Linked DNA regions of Mus musculus: region 1 is linked to region 2. A link is a contact called in ENCODE Hi-C data. All regions are on one chromosome and are shown on one strand. The core of a region is the stretch at or near the end of the contact, and the rest is flanking DNA. Distances in the headings are between cores, read along the strand shown. Region 1 holds the start of Dcun1d5 (DCN1, defective in cullin neddylation 1, domain containing 5 (S. cerevisiae)). Region 2 holds the start of Msantd4 (Myb/SANT-like DNA-binding domain containing 4 with coiled-coils).

What was found. Hi-C counts contacts between places; a loop is a spot of excess contacts on that map.
Region 1: a map of T-helper 1 cell shows a loop between it and region 2 (7-fold over the local background). The contact joins the promoter of Dcun1d5 here to the promoter of Msantd4 in region 2. A Hi-C loop is called at or near these places in 2 of 37 maps with a recorded cell type or tissue (T-helper 1 cell and heart).

What each region holds. Positions count from the first base shown.
Region 1 is chr9:7,179,416-7,186,134 of GRCm38, forward strand. It overlaps Dcun1d5 (DCN1, defective in cullin neddylation 1, domain containing 5 (S. cerevisiae)), which reads left to right and starts at 5,090. Exons shown (of 8, transcript NM_029775.3): 1 at 5,090-5,467. The coding sequence starts at 5,382.
Region 2 is chr9:4,375,290-4,381,459 of GRCm38, forward strand. Msantd4 (Myb/SANT-like DNA-binding domain containing 4 with coiled-coils) reads left to right here and starts at 1,263. Exons shown (of 3, transcript NM_145609.2): 1 at 1,263-1,334.

The sequences.
Region 1 (6,719 bases), core at 3,840-6,339, 2.8 Mb after region 2:
TTAAGTTTCAGAGTAACTTGCAGAGTGAGACTTTGTCTCAAAATGAGAAGCAAAATAGCAAAAAAGATAATTTAAAAAGAAAAAAAAAAAAACTGACCATGCCACCCTACAGGTCTACATACCTCTTTCCCATGTTTTATTGACCAGGCAATGACCATGTCCACCTGTAAATGGACAAGTAATCACACTTTGTTTATGAAATGAGGGAAGCTATAGCACATATGAGATAGCCTAATAACTGCTACACCTGATGTCTTTCAGAATAAAGAGGAAAGGTCTTCATGGAGTGGGCAAATGAAGTCCTCTGTTCTTCTGCCACAGGCAGGAACTACTGATATTCCAGACAGTAGCTGCTCTGAAAGGAAAGAGTACAGCCCCCAGAAGTCCTTTGACAGTCATGGGAACAAGAAATGTGTTTTCTTAAGCTACTCAACTTTGAGCTGCTTTGCTGCTCTGGTATAACCTCCTGCTGCTTATCCAGCCAGCATGTCCACCCAGCACAATGCCTTTTGCCTAAGCCATTCACTAACTCATGTGAGGTATCAGGCTCCAATGTCTTGGGTGTAAAGTTCCATTGTGCTGGCTTAAAGAATTCTTGTGCATACACCGACTTACTGCAAAACACCTTTCCAGATAAAGACTGTTAATTTTTAATTTTAATTGTGCTTTTTAGGATAATGAAGTATGATGGCAAAAATAGTGTTGTACTAGTAAGATATCTTGGTGCATAAATGTACGACCAGAGTTTAGTCCCTGGAACTCCCAGTGGAAAGGGTGTATTAACCCCTACACATTCTTTTTTTCCATGTCTTTACATACATACACACAACAACAACAACATATAGTGTGTTAAGGCTTTTAGAAAGAAATTTCAAAACATACTAATTCATTTTCCTTCTCTGATGCTGAATACTTTGAGAGGCCTCAACAGCAGTTACTTTTAACTGCAAGCATGATCTAGCTTACTTTTTACTTGAAAACAATGTAAGTTTTAATGCCCCTTTTAAAATGCGTAGTCACTGATGTAAAGTGCCAAAGCTTCATTATACTCTAGCAAATAAAAAGGTTCACAAAGTGGTTATTTTGGGTCTTTATTTCTAAATCCATTTTTATTTATGCATAATTACCATTGAATAACATGCAACCAAAGTAGAGCATTCTGCTTCATAGCCTAGCATCTTTTTTGTGGAGGTTGGGGGGGGGGGGATTATGTGATAAAATAACTGTCTGACATCACACCCTACTGCTATGAAAATTGAACATCAAGATAGTTTCCCTATCAACTTACTCATTCAAGTAGCTAAGAATAAATTTAAAGGAAAAGAGGCTATGTTTCCGTGCTCACTTCTCAGCCATCAGCTTGGCATCTTTCATTACTGAAATGCTTAATCTAGTCAGAAATCTGAGATTTTATAACATTAGGAAATACGTTCACTGAACCTACTGCAATGCAGTTATCATTCCTGTAAGCAATCTGGCTCTGCTCCTCTTGGTTTCATACTGAATGTTCTGAGTCAATGGTTAACTGATGTGCAAGCCCTAACTTTCTAACCAAAGCCTCAAATTCAGAATTTTAGGAGCTATAATCTTTCCAAAAATATGTAATTCTTACCACTCTTTCTTCTTGTACTTCACTGTTTTATAAATTTCATTTTTTCTAATGTTCACAGGAACTTTAAAAATGACATTAGATTTTTTTTAATGGCCATTGAGATAGCTCAGCAGATAAAGGTGCCACCAAAACTGCCAAACTGAGTTCAATTCCTAGAACACACATAGTAGGAAAGTTAGAAAGAACCAACTCCCCCACACTACCTTCTGATCTCCACATATATGCCATGGCAGACAAATAAATAATGTATACGTTTTTAAATGAAATAAAATTTATGTTTTTAGGAAAACTAAAATGATTAAAATTGTCATTCCCAAACCATTTCTCTGATTATTCCTGCATTATATTAGTATAGTTCATTCATAGAATTTGTGAGCCAATATGTGTTTGGTGGTAATAGTGGCAGTGGTTGTAGTAAATAGTCTCCTGTTTTGTTTTGTTGATTTTTAAGACAGTCTAATGGGTAACTTTTCTGGAAGAGATGTGAACAACAATCCATAAACCCAAATAAAGCACTGATTAACAGACTGAAGAACCAACTCCATCTTGGTGAACCAATAGTGGATGACAGGTCACTTGCAGGAACAAAGGTTACTCAATGGCATTGTTGATGGCTTCCATAAGCTGCATCCCTGGAGCTCCTGAACAACTTGCACACAGCCCCTGGAAGTCTTCTGATTACCTGCCTTGTAAGTTTCTCGTTAGCTTTCCTCCTCCCTCCTTGAAAGAAAAAACAAACAAACAAAAAAAAAAACCAAAAAACCCACAGCAACACAACATGGTCTCCCAAAGTATCATTGGCTGGCTTTAAGCTTCAGTCTCCCTTCTTCACTTCCCAAGAACTGGGATGACAGACTCCACAGCTGTTTTAGAAGCCATTGAGAGGAAAGGGTGAGAAATTGTAGACTTGTGAGAAACTACAACTGAACTTGGAAATTTCCATCTGGCACATTGTCAGTTTAAGAAGCAAACAGTTATTATGTAGTTCTTTCCTCTGAATTGAAACACTTCCTCCTCTGAGGAAGAGTGAGAGTTACAAGCCCCAGGAAGCCCAGGAAATTTACCACTCACAAGCCTCTCCCAGGCTACATAGGGAACCCGACGCTGCTGGGGTGAGGTGGCTCTTGCCTACAAGGAAAGCAGCTGTGGAACAGTCCTTTCGGTCACCTATGTTCTATAAGTGACTTCAATAAACCCTTTGGCTCATTAAGCTAGACTTGGGTGGAACTGTGTCTTTGATCTGTCATTGGTGTCCAACCTGGGGTGAATGAAGTCATATACCACCACTCCTGAGTTTTTTCCTTATTGTCCCTTTAAATCTGTTCTATGAACACATTTTTCTCAACACCTTGAGCAAAATTCAGTAAAATATCATATTGCAGCAGTGCTGCTCTCTGCTTGGTTCTATATAATACATTTCTTTACTAGGGACTTCAGGTAGTCTCAGGACTTGAACAGGAATGATATATCAATTCAGGAAAGAACCTTTAACCACTAGCACAGGATTCACTGTTATCATTTCATAGGTATCATTGTGATGATGACACTCAATGTCAGTCTGCCCCACAGAAATCCAGTCACAAGGCCAATACAATGGCTGTGGTCCAGTACACTGCTATAGGATGAGTAGAACAAGGAGCAGGTGTTACCTAGTGTGTATCTCTGTATTGCTCTTCAATATTAGTTCCTGAGTGCTGTCTTGAAATGTCAAAAACAAAGTCCTGATTTGACAACTAATTCTCTGGGTTTATGGTTATGGAAATAACTCATAAAATTTTGACTTACAGTGTTTGAAAAAACAACAGTAACTTTTGGAAAGGAAAACAAATGGATTCAGTACAACAATCACATGGGCAACCCATAAATTCTTTTGTGCCTCCAGTGCTTGCTTATTTTTGACAAGTGTAGAAAAGTCCTATTTTTAAAGCTGTAAGGAAAAATATAAACTATACTGAATATGAATATATATATATATATATATATATATATATATATATACTTAGCACATCTCTGGGACTATTTTTGGCTACATTAATTCAGATATAACTATTTTAAAAGTTCTGTTTTCCATTTCTTCATTCTACAATCCTTAAACCTAAGAAATATGCAAATCATCAAACTGTCAAATGAATAGACCTGTTTCAGCCTTGTGTGCTTAATCTGTTTATGTTGTGCCACTCTACTAACAGACGGCTAAAATGCATTTTTAAGATTTTTCTTCATAAAGTTGATGAGTACCTTAGGATCTAAACCAGAATACCCTTTTGTTTTAATACTACTTCCTTTCCTTTCCTTCTTGTGACTTAGTCAAAGAAAATTAGACCACATAACAAAGAACTCAGCACCCTCATAGCTTCTCATTATTTACTATATAGAAAATCAAGAACTATCACGAGCAGCAGAAAAAATTAAATCACATAACTAGGTGCTTTTCTGTACACAGACATAATGTCCCTTCCCAAGTCTCACAACCTGAGTTCCACCTCAAGAGTGACAAGATTGATGGAGAAAATGAACTTTCAAGTTGTCATCCCAGCACTGGCACACAAGTGCCCCCACAATAAATACATATATAAAACAAACAAACAAAAAAAAAACCCTTCATCTTTCAGTTGTCTACTTCCTGTAGGGAGTTCTGTTTTAGAGCTTACATTTTATAATTTTCATGTAAAAACAATGTTTCGTGCATTGTTTATAATAGAGTCGAATGGGTTATAGGTTTGAACATTATGTTCACTGTTAAAAAAACATTAACTATATGCACCAAACATTGAAGTGTCCTCTCTCAGGAAACTTGTGAATTCCAGGGCATATTATGTATCCAGGACTCATTACAACAACCGGTTTTTTTCTTTCTCCTTGACTAGATTAGGGTCCCACGATGCAGTCACAGAACCACAGGGATAGAATTTAAAGAAACAGTCTTCTGTCACAGTTGGGTTACAAACATGGACTTCATTCACTAAGAATCTTCTATGAGATAATTTTACCTAGCAAACCTTTCTTATAAGCAGTATTTCCATTAGAAGTGACGTGATTACTGTTTCTTGAGAGCAGCCCATTAGAACAGTTCCCCAAATCCTCTGTAATAAGTCAGTCCGTTTCCCAGTCTCTTATCCAAGAGGAGAGTTCCTCAGAAGTAAAACATGGAGGCGTTGCCTCAGCACAGGAGGAAGCCATAAACTGACCCTGAGCATGAGGGAGAAAAGGACAAGGAGCGCGAGAAGTTGATCTCAGGCCCACCAAGAACACCCGAAAAAACTGGAGCGGTTGCACGTCAGGAGTGGGCACACTCACGCATGGCTCCTCACCAGATTACTTCGCTCGCCAGCTGTGGAGCGTTTATGATTTCTAGAAAGGACTTCCCGCTGGAAACCCGCCAGAAAATCTCCGGAGATTCAGGCTCCACCTGCAGAGACAAAAAATCCCAAAGTAGAGAGACCGCTCCAGGCCCTGCGAGCTTCCTTTCTACGTCACTTCCGGTCCAGAGCCATCCGCTTCCGGGTCAGGCTAAGCCGCCTGCTCTTCGCTGCTACTGTAGGTGCCGCGCTGTCGGCGTTCGCTGCTCCTGGAAAAGCCCGAGCCGCGACACCGCCGGCCTTAGCGCTGCGCTGCCCGGAACCGCCCCTAAAGAGGAGACCCGGGGCGGGGTCGCGCCTCGGGCCTCCGCTGCGGTCCCCGGCAGGCGGGAGCCGGCGCTGCGGGGCCTGCGGCGGAGCGCGATACCCCTCCCCGGCCGCCCTGTCTACCTTGCCGGGGAAGGCGGAAGATGCCAGTGAAGAAGAAGAGAAAAGCTCCCGGAGTGGCAGCGGCGGTCGCGGAAGACGCGGGCCTCAAAAAGTGTAAAATCCCCAGGTACTGCCTGTCCCCACCCCGCTGGCTCTCTCCTTCCCCCGGGGCCGGACAGGCCGCTAGCCGGGAGGAGAGGGGCGAGCCCTCTCAGGCGAGGCGGTCGGTGAGGCGCCCAGTCTCCGCTCCGCGCGGGACCGAACCGCGTGTTCGCCTGTACGTGCTCTCTGTCGTACTTGGACAAGCTCTGAGATTCGTCCCACTTTGTTGTCTGCGTGCCCAGAGGGTAGGAAACAGACGACCGTACGTATGCATTCTCCATCAAATTTCCCAACCGAGAAGTGAGCGCGGATCTGCCAAGATTCACGGCGTCCTTGTGTCACACTAAATCGAGCAGAATTGGCTTGGTCCCCACATTGTTAAATGTCAGAGTGTGAAAAAAGGAGCAGAGCTTGAAGAGTTTTGACAGCTGCCTTGGGAATGATGGAAAGAAAGCCTTTGCTATAATTGGTCTCCCGAGTTAGCATTTAAAGTGGCCTAACCTGGACGATCCCAGCAGGAGGCCTTTTAAATCGCTGGAGCCTAGGCTTCTGGACGCACCAATGCCTCCACTTCACCTGTACCAGTTCCGTACACTTAATTGGAAAAGGCCCTTGTGGTTTTTGTTTTCTGGCATTAAGACGCTGGTAGCTCTCAACCTCCTTTTAGGCGTTAGCAAGCTATTGTGCTCCATGTTCTCTTAGGGGAAAAGAAAACAAAGCAGAACTGTAAGTTAGAGCCCTTTACTCGCTTTGTGGCATATACTCAATCATCACAGATTCATTCCTCAGAAAGTCATTGCGATTTAGCTTTGAGAAGTGGGCTTCTTCCCATACACTTTGAGTTGTTTTTGTATTAATGGTCGACACTTAAAGTGACAAATACTACCATTACAACAAGACAGCCTGGAACAACAATATCAACTAATCAGTACCCCCAGAACCTATGTCTCTAACTGCATAGGTAGCAGAAGATGGCGTAGTTGGCCATCACTGGAAAGAGAGGCCCTTTGGTCTAACAAACTTTATATGCCTTAGTACAGGTAAAGCCAGGGCCAAGAAGTGGGAGTGTGTGGGTTGGGGAGCAGGCCTGGGGGGGGGGGGGTATAGGGGACTTTTGGGATAGCATTTGAAATGTAAATGAAGAAAATATCTAATTAAAAAAAAAAGACAGGCTGCACTAGACAAAGGAGATTTCCCTTTAAGGAGAGATGCAGTGAAGAATGGACTGCTTAAACTATGAAGGTGACTTGCTTCATCCTAATCTTTTTTGTAATTGA
Region 2 (6,170 bases), core at 13-2,512:
TGCCATCCTTCCCATCTGGCAAACTTATATTGGAGAGATAAATTGAAGTAGCTGCGAAGTAACTGCATAGGAAAGGTTACTTTAGAAAATAATTTCTCGGGCAGTGGTGGCACACGCCTTTAATCCCAGCACTTGGGAAGCAGAGGCAGGCAGATTTCTGAGTTCGAGGCCAGCCTGGTCTGCAGAGCGAGTTCCAGGACAGCCGGAGCTACCTGTCTCAAAAAAACAAAACAAAACAAAACAAAAAGACAAAAACAACAACAACAACAACAAAAAACAAAAACCAAACAAACAAGAAAGAAAGAGAGAAGAGAAGAGAGAAGAGAGAAAAGAAAAGAAAAAAGAATTTCCAAAATGAATTCTGATCCTGGGAAAGCCTTACAGGGTGGAAACACAGCAAGGCAAAGGCAGTCCCTAAGACACTAAAGAGTTCAAAAGAACAGTGGAGAGCTGGGGGAAGCAAAAAGGGAGACCATGTTAAAAAAAGCCTGAGAGAAAAGCAGGATTAGGATTTTAAAAGCCTAAAGAGAATTTCCTAATTTGCATATTAGGAATAATTTCCCCCGAGAAACTGTAGGCGTCTCAATTTGACTCTAATTTGAAGAGTGGGCTGTGAGAGGATGGGTATTAGTAATTTTCAGGGAGAACTGGACATTCCTGAAACGGAGGAAGTGGGAAACCAGGTTCACTGACAATGCCAAAGGAGACATCAGCCCGTAGGGCTCTGAAGGATCAGAGGGAGGAGATGGAGAACACTGGAGAAACCGTCCACAAGCCAAATGTTCCATTTTAGGTTAAGAGTACAAAACGAGTCTTTGATTTGAAAACTGCAAAGGCAACGTCAGAGGTTGAGGTCCACGGAGACCGCAGCTAGGTGAATAGGAGAGGAGGACCCAAGGGTTTCCATTTTTCCTTGGCCTTATCGAAGATCAAGGACAGGAGCGGAGTTTGGAGATTGAAAGGCCAGTCTCCATCGGGCGGAGCAGCGAGGCAAGACTGTCTCTAGGGACCAATCCTTTGCTAGAGGACGCTTGATTGACAGGGTCACGTGGCAAAAAGTGAGCGCTGAACGGGAGGCGAATCACTTCGGGGCGTTGTCCAGGGCACTAACCCGGAACCGGTTTGGGACTCGATTCCCATTGTGAGGCCTGGCCTGAGGCGGGCTCTAAGGCAGAGTGGCAATTCCCCCTGGACAAATGGATTAGCTGCAACCCATGAGCAACAGCCATCTCAGCCAATCGGAGCAGGCAGAAGTTGGTGGGCGGGGACTCCATGAAGCATCTCTTTTCCAGCACCCTCAGGGGCGATCCGACAGAGGTGCCCCGGGGTCGCAGGTGAGTGTTGGGTTGCAGCGGAGCAACGGGGACTGGGGAGCTCGAGGGAGCAGAGGAGACTTGGCAGGGTGGGTCTCTGTGGGGTGTCGCCTCGGTGAGCTTTGGTTTTGACATTGAAGAGCGCAGGATCCCGAGGCTGTGGAGTAAAGTCCCACTCATAATTGTCACCTGACTCGGGAGAAGCTCTGGGCCTCTGCAGAAGTGAGGGAAACCTAGGTAGGGCTATTGCTGACCATTCGGAAAGCAATAATAACCCTCCAAGTTGCCTGGACTCTAGTTGGGCGCTGCACCACCTTGACCCCTCCCCCACCGAAAACTCCAGGCTGTGGGATCCATCGTCCCAGAGGCCTCAACTGCACCTTCCCAACGTTACTTCGTAGCGGGAGACCCTTAAGCAAACTTCAGTTGTGTTTATCACCTCAAGTTTTAAAGGAAGGAAAATAATTACCCTGTAATAATATTGAGGAAAGGGAAGTCACTCTTGAAATAAGATTGGAGTGAGACAGGGGTGGAGGGAAGTTTGTAGATTTGGAATGCTTTTCTTCTTAACTACTTAGTGACTCCCTCTCTCCCCCGCCCCCCCCCAAACCTACCCTCTTTCCCTCCCTTCTTTCTTCCTTCCTTCCTTCCTTTCTTTTTTCCTTTCTTTCTTTCTCTCTCTCTCTCTTTCTTTCTTTCTTTCTTTCTTTCTTTCTTTCTTTCTTTCTTTAATTTAGATGTTATTGCCAGTTTTTTTTTTCCAGATCTTTTAGTTCTATGTTAGACAAAAACCTAGAAAGTCCATTCAGTCGTTACAGAGGAAATACCTAGTTTTATCTTACAGTACATCATTGGTAGTTATGTGAGTGCACTGCACAACATTTCTGTTTCTGAACAGTAAAGAATAATTGTGGAAGCCCTCCACAAGTTGGAGGGTTATTTATTCTTCCTTTCCCAATGGTCAGGAAGTTCAGGAAAACAGCTGCTGTCTGTGGTTCGAACACTGGGACCTGAGATTTAGTGACTGACTGTCAAGTTCCTTACTGTAAGAACAGGATGAAAACAATAAAGAGGGGGACGTGTTGGGCATCAAAAATAGTGTAATTGTACATTTTATGACCGGTTCTATCCCTAGCACCAGGAATGGTGCCCCAAATGTAGGAGCTGAGTAAATACCTTTGATGAACTTATTTGGGAGTCTGTTAGAGAAAATCCAAACCTCTCATACACAGCATCAAGGTACTAGGAATGGTACAAAAAGACAGACATATTCATAATCTGCTAGTTTTTGCTTTTGTAAACGCAGCTAACAGATTTTATCTCTGACTGCACTGATGCTCAAATGTTCTTTAACTCAATACTGTCAAGGCTTCAGGTAAAGTCTTTCTCTGGATTAAGTGAAGACTGACCAGAATAAGGGTCCTCTAGAGTAACAGAACTTTTAGAAAGTATGTATGTATGTGTGTATGTATATATATGTATATATATATACATACATATATATGAATGACTTACCAGCTGCAGTCTAATCCAACAGTGGCTGCTAATCCAACAGTGGCTGGCTATAAATGGAGAGTCCAAGAGTCTAGTTCAATTTATGAGGCTGGATGTCTCAGCTGGTCATTAGCATAATCTGGAATCCCAGAGAATTAGGCTCTAATGATAATGAAGGAATGGACTAGTGAGGTGAGAACAAGCAGGCCAAGAGCATAAGTGTCCTTCTTCTGTGTCTCTACATGGGGTTCACCAGAAGATGCGGCCCAGGTTAGAGGTGGATTTTTCCAGCTCAAATGACCTGGATCAAAGGTGTATCTTTCTACCTTAAAGATCTGGATTAGAAATAGATTTTCCTACATGAAATTAAGCAAAAATCACTCAGAGATGAACCCTCCATTTTTTGTGTAATTCCAAGTTGACAAACAAGGATAGCCATCATCATAGGGTTCTAATATCAAGTCCATTGAGGTTAAAAATGCAGTGAAGTGTATTTTATAAATGATAGTTCATTAGTTCAGCATAGTTCAGTTGAAGACAAAGGGATGCCACTTTGTAAACTCCAAGTATAGACAAAAGAACTGTGGGGATGGGCAGGGAAGGCTATGCAGTTGGTAAGAACTACTGAGGAGTTAAAGACACAAAGATCCTGGTTGGTTAAAACACCTCCTATTTTTTGCCATATAGTGGTGCTGTTAGACCAGTCCAGTGAGTTAACTGATCTTGAATTTTGAGAGCAGCAAAATCTGATGGTGTATGCTGTACAAGATTCTATTGTTAACAGCAGTCATTATTTTATTGAAGACTTTTATCCTTATATATTTCAGTAATATATTTCTCCATGTAGGAGGAAAGTTCCTTGACTTGAAAAAACAAATGATCTCTTACTGTTATAATTTTCTCTTTCGGTACAATTTTTCAGTAAACTATTGGGTTTTACTAATCCAGCATTAAAGAGTGGCTGGTATTAGGCCTTAATCCAGTTTTCTTACTTTAATTCCTGGCATGTTTATCTTTTATTTCTGTCCCTCATCAGTCTATTGTGTATGATCCAAATTGTTATTTCCTTCTCAAAATCTTTTTGGATGCTATTAAAGATTTCTGAGTCTGGAAACACAATATAGTTTGTTTCTATTCTAATAATCTTCATGTATTAGGGTTAATCATCCAGTAAAGAAATAGTTATGTGCAGGTCTATACTAAGACATACAATGGTAGCTGATGCTTGTGAGCTTATTGTATCTTAGTCATCATAGGTTCATTGGATTATCACTTTTAATCCTTAATGCCATAACTGGTATCGTGGTCTCATTTATCATCAGCTAGTAGACATGTATGTGAAGCTCACCTGCTTGAGACCAAAGGGACTTTAAGTGACAGAACTGGCACACAAGCCTGCATAGTAAAAACTGTTCACAGCTTTCAGCTTCTAGACTCTATTCTGATTCTTCTGTGTATTTTTTTATGCCTCTGGTTGACTAGTTATAAGCCACTTGATAGAAGGAATAATATATTCATGTTTATTTTTCATGTTTCTAACAAAATAATTGATTATAATACAGATATTTAGTGTAAAGAGCATATCCAGGACACCAGGGCCTAGAGACTTGGCTCATTCAATGAAGTGCCCGCTGCAGAAGCATGAGGACCTAAATTCTGTTTATGGGACCCACCTGTCCCAGAAAGTAAGGTAGAGAGTGATGGAGGAAGGACTCAACATTCAAAGACCCATGCATGAATATGTGCATGCCTGTGCACACACACAATCACACTCACATTCAGCGGACTTTGCTGTGAAGGCTTTCTAAGGATATATTTGATTGTTAAGACAGAAGGGCAGACACAATGGGTGTTGGGAAGATACACCAGAGGAATATGGTAATAGTGCTAAGACAGCAACCGGGATTACAGGAGCTGTGCAGTTCAGTATAGTAGCATATAGTAACAGGTTACTACTGAGCATAAAACTGATTAGTCCAAGTGGAGTCAAAAATGTAAAATATATTCTGGGTTTAGAGTAGAGATATAACTCCATGGTAGAGAATTTGGCTTTCACACATGAGGGAGTCTACATTCAGTCAGCACTGGGTTTACATAGTAATGGTTTAAGATAATTTATTTATATAAAAAGTGCAATATTCCTCAATAGCTTAAATGAGTTTTATATTGAAACTCTTGAGTATACTCAAACTATAATTTATTTGTACTTGTTTTCTGATACGGCTGTCAGGAAGTTTAAAACTAAACATAAAACTATGTTGTAGGATTTAGAGCAGTCTCACAGTGAATGGTGCTATACTTGTGTACATATGTGCTCTCATGTTTGCTGGGAGGGGTAAGCAGAAAATAATGATGTGCAGACAAGGCTCTTTAACAGGAAGAAAGGAAGAGTGGGTGAGGGTTAACTTACCTCTGTCGTGCTGTAGTAGCCCTCCTCTGGCAGGGGTTTAAGCAGTTCATGTTTGGGGAATGAGTTTTTATTCATAACTCGATTTCTGACGCCATTTTAATCTCCTATAAGTGAAATAAATGGTGCTGGGGACTTCAGAACATTTTTGTGGCTGAAGTAGAAATGCTTTATCTATATCAGCCTTAGCGCTAACAATGGAGCTGAGAAGAACTGCTGAGTTTGGAGAAAGTAGCACATTTTGTGTTGACACATGCTCACAATTGAGCCTTGGAATGTGCATGCACGGACACATCCATTTCCTCTTCTACTCTATTTTTAAACTTTTATTTATTAGTGTGTGTGAGAGTGCAGGACATGTTGCACATGGGTTAGAAGATAAGTTGTTCGAGTCAGCTCTCTCTACCTTTATGTGGGTTTTAGAGATCAGACTTAAGTCATATTGCACAGCAAGTGATTTTACCCACTGGTTCATCTTGCTGGCCCACCCCTTTGTAGTTTTGTTCCTCTGCATTTACATTAATTTCATAGTATTCTAAGAAATATAGACATACAAATATATCAAATATTGCATGTGGCTTGGTGTTCCCTGTTAATGAATATTTGTGTTTCAGATCCTTCTTTTCCCTTAAAAAAAAGTGTTTATTTTAAATGTTGCCCCTGCCCCCCCCCCAGTGCTGCTAAGTGTTGTAGGAACAATCACTGTTCTAGCACTGTACATGTTTAATGTCATTTCCGTTCTCATTTGTTTATTAAGGCTGTCTGATCTGGTTCTAGCTTTTTAAACTGTCTCTGTTAACTTACTTAGCTGTTAGTAGAATCTGCCTGTGGGGTAGTAGAGCCTGTTTGCTGAAGAGCCATTTTTCACCGCAGAATTTTGACAGACTGCTTAAGTGTTGTATTATGTGGCATGGTCTTCATTTAGCCATAAGCCACTTTGTGACTATTTTGTCTTC